Linked DNA regions of Mus musculus: region 2 is linked to region 1. A link is a contact called in ENCODE Hi-C data. All regions are on one chromosome and are shown on one strand. The core of a region is the stretch at or near the end of the contact, and the rest is flanking DNA. Distances in the headings are between cores, read along the strand shown. Region 1 holds the start of Ugt2b34 (UDP glucuronosyltransferase 2 family, polypeptide B34). Region 2 holds the start of Rpl6 (ribosomal protein L6).

Evidence for each region. A loop is a pair of places that touch in the nucleus more often than their neighbours do.
Region 2: a map of T-helper 17 cell shows a loop between it and region 1 (298-fold over the local background). The contact joins the promoter of Rpl6 here to the promoter of Ugt2b34 in region 1. A Hi-C loop is called at or near these places in 4 of 37 maps with a recorded cell type or tissue (T-helper 1 cell, T-helper 17 cell and regulatory T cell).

The regions. Positions count from the first base shown.
Region 1 is chr5:86,905,074-86,908,616 of GRCm38, reverse strand. It overlaps Ugt2b34 (UDP glucuronosyltransferase 2 family, polypeptide B34), which reads left to right and starts at 1,680. Exons shown (of 6, transcript NM_153598.2): 1 at 1,680-2,426. The coding sequence starts at 1,697.
Region 2 is chr5:121,202,923-121,206,465 of GRCm38, reverse strand. Rpl6 (ribosomal protein L6) reads right to left here and starts at 1,965. Exons shown (of 7, transcript NM_011290.5): 1 at 1,914-1,965; 2 at 803-1,060; 3 at 611-712. The coding sequence starts at 1,060. It overlaps LOC115490270 (a small nucleolar RNA gene), which reads right to left and starts at 1,456; the gene lies at 1,323-1,456.

The DNA.
Region 1 (3,543 bases), core at 431-2,930:
TTAGAAAATAGCAATAGGGTCTCGTCTACATTGTATATCCTGTCTGGCACAAATTTATGACACAACATTGGTAGCAGGCATCAGCTTCTCTTCTGAATCAAAAGAAGGGATAATTCCTAAGAGCCAAGTACTTCAGAATCTACCCAGTGACCATTTGGACAATAAGAATCACACATTTTTCTAGTGAATGTTATAGTCCTTTTAAAGAAGATTATACTTCATAGACCTAGTGTTGAGAGGTTGAATGTAAAATATACATTGAAGCAGCTGAATAAGCTGATCTATGTTATTTGGTTATTTATTATTGTTCATTTAAATACTGAAGCTTCTCTGTCAAAGAAAATTGTTTTTATATAACTTAGTTAACATTGAACTGTTTTTTAATGTTATACAGCCATCAGGTTCAAAACATGGAAAAGAAAATCCTGGGTTTTCTTAATTAAAAAGAAATTTTAAAATAACCACTGTCCTCAATATTTAAAAATCACACTATGCCTTGAGACACTCTTCCCATTTCTAGTATGGAACTATCAAGTTCTGTCTAAAATAGCTATGATATCAGAGGACAGTCCCGTTTTTACATTTAGAATTTTATGCTACTTGTAAGCAGAATTAGAGAACTAGATTTTTGGATTCATTCAAAAACCATTTACTAAGTATTACTTTGTTCTATATAAAGATGACTAAGGCATGGTCACTGCAGGAAAAACAATATAGGGGAGTGTAAGCTGTCACTTACAAACAAACCTAGCTCAATAAATCCATAAAAGAGCCAAATTAATAGTGAAATGCAGAATATATTCAGTGTGATCACTTTAGGAAGAGAGACAAAAGGAGCCAGTCACCCTTAATTCCATCTTTGGGATTCTTACAAGGCATCTGCATAGCTAAGCTTTCCAGGAATGGCATGGGACCTTGCCCACCATTAACTTAGCTCCTAGTCACCAGAAATGTTAGCCTGCCCTAACTTGTAAATTGCCCTCCTGGATACAAATTCCTCCTCTGGGTGTCCCCAGAGATCAAACATTTCTTCTCCTAGCAGAAAGTTACTGGGGAAAGTCTTTCAATAGTCTGAGAGTCAAAGAGGAAAACACAAATGTCTCCTTATCTCTTCACTTTTGCTAGGCTGACTAGTTACAAGTAAGCAGGTTCTTGATGGGGTAGAGATGGAGCTAATGGGAAGACTAAAAGAATGGGGCTTCCATCTAGATTATAATATGCTCTAAACGTAAGTGCAGTGTGTTTAATTCTGAGATTACACTATAGACCTCTGAGCCATATACTTAAAATCACTAAGTAGTATGGTAACTGGTCAGTGTTGCCAATATTCATATGACAAAACACTGACCTATGGTATTTATAAAAATGTGACTGGACAGTTTGCCTTTACTTCAGATTCTTTATCAAAGAAGCTCCATTAGGAGAAAGAGAGAGTGAAAGGAAGGGAGAAAGAGAGATCTTACTTTTCACTGTTCTCCAAATACAGTATACATTCAAGATCACTGAGAATCCAGAGTCATTTCCCACTTTCACATCTGCATCCAGGTTTTGGCATTTGCCCTCCAGAGGCTGTGACTCCCATTTCTATTTGCTTTGGTGTGTACAAGTTACACTTTAACTGACTGATTACTGCTCTTTCTATATCTGTAAGAGCTGAGCAATCATCCTTTGGAAGGCAGGCCTGAAGTTAACCAAGATGCCTGTGAAAATGACAGCAGCCCTGCTCCTGCTCCTGCTCCAGCTGAGTGGCTTCTTTGGATCTGGGACTGGTGGGAAGGTGCTGGTGTGGCCAATGGAGTTCAGCCATTGGCTCAACTTGAAGACAATCCTAGACGAGCTTCTGAAGAAGGGTCATGAAGTGATGGTTCTGAGACCTTCAGCATCCTTATCTTATGAGGTTGACAACACATCTGCTATTGAATTCGAGACTTATCCTACATCATACTCCTTATCTGAGTTAGAGGAAATTTTCTGGGAATCACTCAAGAAATATATTTATGAGCTGCCAAAGCAGTCATTTTGGGGATACTTCTTAATGTTGCAAGAAATGGTTTGGGTAGATTCAAAATATTTTGAAAGTCTCTGTAAAGATGTAGTTTTTAACAAAGAACTCATGACAAAGCTACAAAAATCAAGGTTTGATGTGATCCTGGCAGATCCCTTCATACCCTGCGGTGATCTGCTGGCTGAGGTTCTCAAGATCCCCCTTGTGTACAGTCTCCGCTTCTTTCCTGGCTCCACTTATGAGAAGTACAGTGGGGGACTCCCACTGCCTCCTTCCTATGTGCCTGTTGTTATGTCAGAATTGAGTGACAGGATGACTTTCATGGAGAGGGTGAGAAATGTCATCTATATGCTGTGTTTTGACTTTTGGTTCCAAACATTTAATGAGAAGAACTGGAATCAGCTTTATACTGAAGTATTAGGTAAGTGCCCTGTTCAGTGCCCTGGTGGGATTGCTGGATTCTCAATTTGCTGTGTCATTGAATGTGAATGTCTAAGAACAGGTCTGACAGGGGAATGATTTGTCTCTCCTAAATAAAATGATGGGAAAACTAGAAAATTAGCTGTCAAATTCAAGCATTGTAAAGAACTTTGTATTCCAGTGTCAGTTGCAAAACCTTGTCTATGAATTGTCAGCACACACTCACATAACAAAACTATGATTATTTCTCTAAGAAATTACATAGGCCCAAGACATTTTTCCTCGTGTTTTAAAGCAACACTTTTACCTGACTGGTGCCTTCATTGTCATTAATATCTTTGCCACTTTATTATATTCATTGCTATTATTATCATGTGTATGAACATGCACACTTGTGTCATGGGAAAGGGGGATTGTGCTCTGGGTTGCTTATGTAGAGGCCAGATTAAACTTTGAAGAGTTCTTATTTCTACCTCTATGTATGTTCTTGGGATCAATTTAGGTGTTTACGCTTGTATAGAGATTGAACTCAAGTCTTTAGCTTGCATGGAATACCTTTACCTTCTAATGTGTTACACCAGCCTCTAAAACATATGCTTTAAACAAAGGCAAAGTCTTCATGACTTATAAAATACACTGAGGATTATACATACTTCTAGCATAGGTAAATATCTATCTATCATCTTTCTATTTACAATCAAAGGAGGACTTTTTATATAAATTATTTTTTTATTTATGATTTAAAAGATCTTCCCCTTTAACCTACTAAACTTCTGCACAGCTGTGAATATTCTATCTCTGCTCTATACAGAGGAAATATGTGAATGCAAAACATGGGGGAATCTAATTGATTTATTGGAGTCAGTTGAAATTGTGTTTCAAACATAGAATCTTGAAATGTAGACATATTGGGTATTACTTAGTGTTTTACTGAACATACATGTCTCTCTCCATATTTTAAGGCATGTATCCATATTATCTGTAAACACATCTATACATACCAAATTATTAAACAATCAGTCATGAATCAAGAGCAAAATCAAAGAACTCAGGCATAATAAAAATTTCTCTCTGAGGGAAACCAGGGTAATATAGTAAGACACTGTCTCAATGAAATG
Region 2 (3,543 bases), core at 716-3,215, about 34 Mb before region 1:
TGTAGCCCTGGGTGGCTTAGAACATTGAGATCAGCCTGCCTTTGCCCCTCGAGGGCTGGGATTAAAGGAATGCGGTTTGCATGTGTCCCTGGGTATGCCCATGAGTACATGTGCCACTGAGTTATCCTTGGGAGTGGGAGTTCCAGGTGGCTGGGAAGAGCCTGTAGCAGAGGCTGGGAACAGCACTGTCCCCTTACCCCGAGGCATCTCTCCACTCATTCCCAAGCTTTCCTTGGGGCTTGGAACTCTAACACACTTCTTAGGAGTTAAGGTCACAGCCAAATATGGGGAAGGTGGCTCAGAAGGGAGTTTCAGATCAGACCAGGCTACCCGAGGCAAAGGTACAAAGCGCATCATACCTCTTCTACCTTGGCAGAAGGCACACACCCACTTTCTTCAAGAGGGAAAACTAGACATCAATACCACAAGTTTGATAAATACCCACCTTCCACTTGCCAGCAATGGAGTAGCCAGAACCCCAGTGTGCTGGTCCCACTATGAGCTACACCCCCAGCCTGAGAGCTTATCCCAACTAGACTTGACTGACATAGCCTCTTTCAGACAAGCCTCAACCCTAACCCCAAGGAAAGCAACCCAAACTAGATCTCACCATTTTTCGAAGCTTCACCACCCGGGTGCCACCGTTCTTGTCCCCACCAACTGTTTTGGTGACAGTAGCAAGGACCTTCTCTTTTTTCTTCTTCTTCTCAACCTACAAAGACAAACCCATCAATCCAGGATCCTGCCAGACCTCAAACGCAGGAATAAGGCATCATAGTGGGCCATCCGTTCCCTCTCCTACCTTGGTCTTGGCAGCCGAGTATTTCCTTTTGTACAAGGCCTTCCTGGAGTACATAGCAGATCGGGAGTACCTGCCAATTCCTCTCACCAGGACAGGGTTTCGGCTGCAATGGGGCTTCGCCTTCTTGGGCTTTTTACCCTTAGGGTGAACCTTTTTGGCTACTTTGGCGGCCCGGGGCCGGGAGGCAGCAGCATCACTGCCAGCCTTCTTGGCCGCAGGTTTCTTCTCCTTTGTATCAGGCGCTTTTTCACCCGCCATCTAGGGATATAAACAATAAAGGCATTTCATCAACCATTTGTCAACAAGCTAGTATGAAAACCATCCTCTGATGCTTGCAATGCCTCTTCCTTCCAAACACAGGGTTAAGTATCTAGCACTATTAGTTTTTTTGTTTTTTTTTTTTTGCTAAAAAACTTTTTTGTGGTTCCTTATCTTATTCTTCCATTTTTGTGAATCAGAAAACCAAAGACAATCTTTGCTAGTGTCTACACAGGCAAGGAAGCCCAGAATCTCGAGGCTCTTCTGTGCGACCCACTTCAGTGCCAGCAGCCTACAGGCAGAGGCCAGGCAATGGTTCGGGGCCACGGGTTGCTCTAGCACGGGACACTATGACAGACCCAGGGGAACGGGCCTGCCATAAATCCAAACCCATGCACCAGCACGGAACACCCGAGACCTCCCCCTCTGGTGTCGCCCTAGGTCCCGAAGCCACCACGATGGCCCCAGCTCCGCAAAGTAGCCGACAGCGGTGCTCTCCGGTCGTCTTCCGGGGACGCGGTTCCCCACCTTCAGTCGCGAAGCCCAACGTGGCCAAGACAGGCTCAACAGAAGGTTCTGGAACCCCCACTGCAGGGTCGCAAGTCGCAACACAGGCCCTCCAACCCTCCCCAGGTTACGGCAGCCGGCAGGGCCCAGCGACCATCTCGGGCGCTACGCTCGTTCTTAGCCCCCCGCCAACCCACGCTGACAGAAATGAAGCTCCCGAGAGATCTGGCGAATGATCCCGACCATAGGCGGCCCTGGGTAGTGATCCCCGGATGTCCCCCAATTTCGGATGGACGAGGATTGGGGTCCCGAAAGCCGCTGCCACACAGACGCCCGCCATTCCTACCTTGCAAGACGGGAAAGAGAACTAAGGCAGCGGCTTCCGGTCTATAAGCAATGACGGGAGGTGACCAAGATCACTTCCTTCCTGTATGGGGCATCATGGGAAATGTAGTTTTTCTTTACTCCGTGGCAATGCACCTAGGGAACGTCCCCCCAGGCCCCACCCCCACCCTAATAGGTAAGGGCAGCTGAGATGGCTGAGCAAGTAAAAGCGCTTTCTCCTAAAATGATGAACAGACTTTGAGCCTTGCGACTCATGTGGTGGAAGAAAGGACTTTACAGAGTTTTCTTCTTCTCCTCCTCCTCCTTCTTCTTCTTTTTTTTTTTTTTTTGGTTTTTCGAGACAGGGTTTCTCTGTGTAGCCCTGCCTGTCCTGGAACTCATGCTGTAGACCAGGCTGGCCTCGAACTCAGAAATCCACCTGCCTTTGCCGCCCAAGTGTTGGGATTAAAGGCGTGTTGCACCACGCCTGGCCAGAGTTATCTTCTAAAAACTAAAGGTTAGGGTTGGAGTGATGGCCCAGTGGTTAAGAGAACTGGCTGCTCTTCCAGAGTTTTTTGAGTTCAATTTCCAGCAACCACATGATGGCTCATAACCATCTGTAATGGGATCCCATACCCTCTTCTGGTGTGTCTGAAGACAGCTACAGTGTAGTGTACTCATATACATAAGATAAATAAATCTTGCCAGGGCTATGCAGAGAAACCCTGTTTTGAAAACCAAATACATAAATAATAAATAAATAAATAAATCTTTAAAAAAAAAAAGTCTGACAGTGGTGGCACACCCCTTCAATCCCAGCACTAGGAAGGCAGAGGCTGGTAGATCTCTGTGAGTTTGAGGCCAGCCTGAACTACAAAGCTAGTTCTAGGAGAGCCAAGGCTATGCAAGCAAACCCTGCCCCCAAAACAAAATAAACAAATTAAATAGGAAAAAATAAATAAGATTTAAAATAAAACTTTTTTGTTCATTACATTTTTAAATAAGCTACTATCCTTTGAAAAATGACACTGTATACCTGACAGTGCCTTACTTTTTATTACATTTTATTTTATGTGTATGCTTATGTGAGCATGTGGGAGTGGGGAGTGGATGCATGCCCCAGCATACAGATGGAAGTCAGTGGACAACTTGGGGACGCCGGCTCTCTCTACCACATGAGGCCTAGAGATCAGTCATCTTAAGAGGACTTAGGTCATCACAGGCCCCGCATATAACAATTATCCTCTACCTCATAGTGCTTAGAACGACGTATACACATGATTTCTATTGTCTTCTACTTGTCTGTTGCCTGTTGCTAGTGGTAGGAGCTTTTCTCTTGACTTTCTTTTTTTTTTTTTTATCTTCTTTTTTTTTTTCTTTTTTTTTTTTTTCCATTTTTTATTAGGTATTTCGCTCATTTACATTTGCAATGCTATACCAAAAGTCCCCCATAGCCACCCACCCTCTCTTGACTTTCTATATGTGTGTGTGTGTGTGTGGGTGTGTGTGCTGTGTGGGTGGAGGTCTGAGGACAACTTACAACCACTTTTGTTGTCCCACAGTGTGGGTCCCATGAATGGAACTCAGAACTTTGTAGCAAGCACCTGACCCACTGAGCCATGTCTGTGGCCCTTCAATTCGGCTCTAAACCC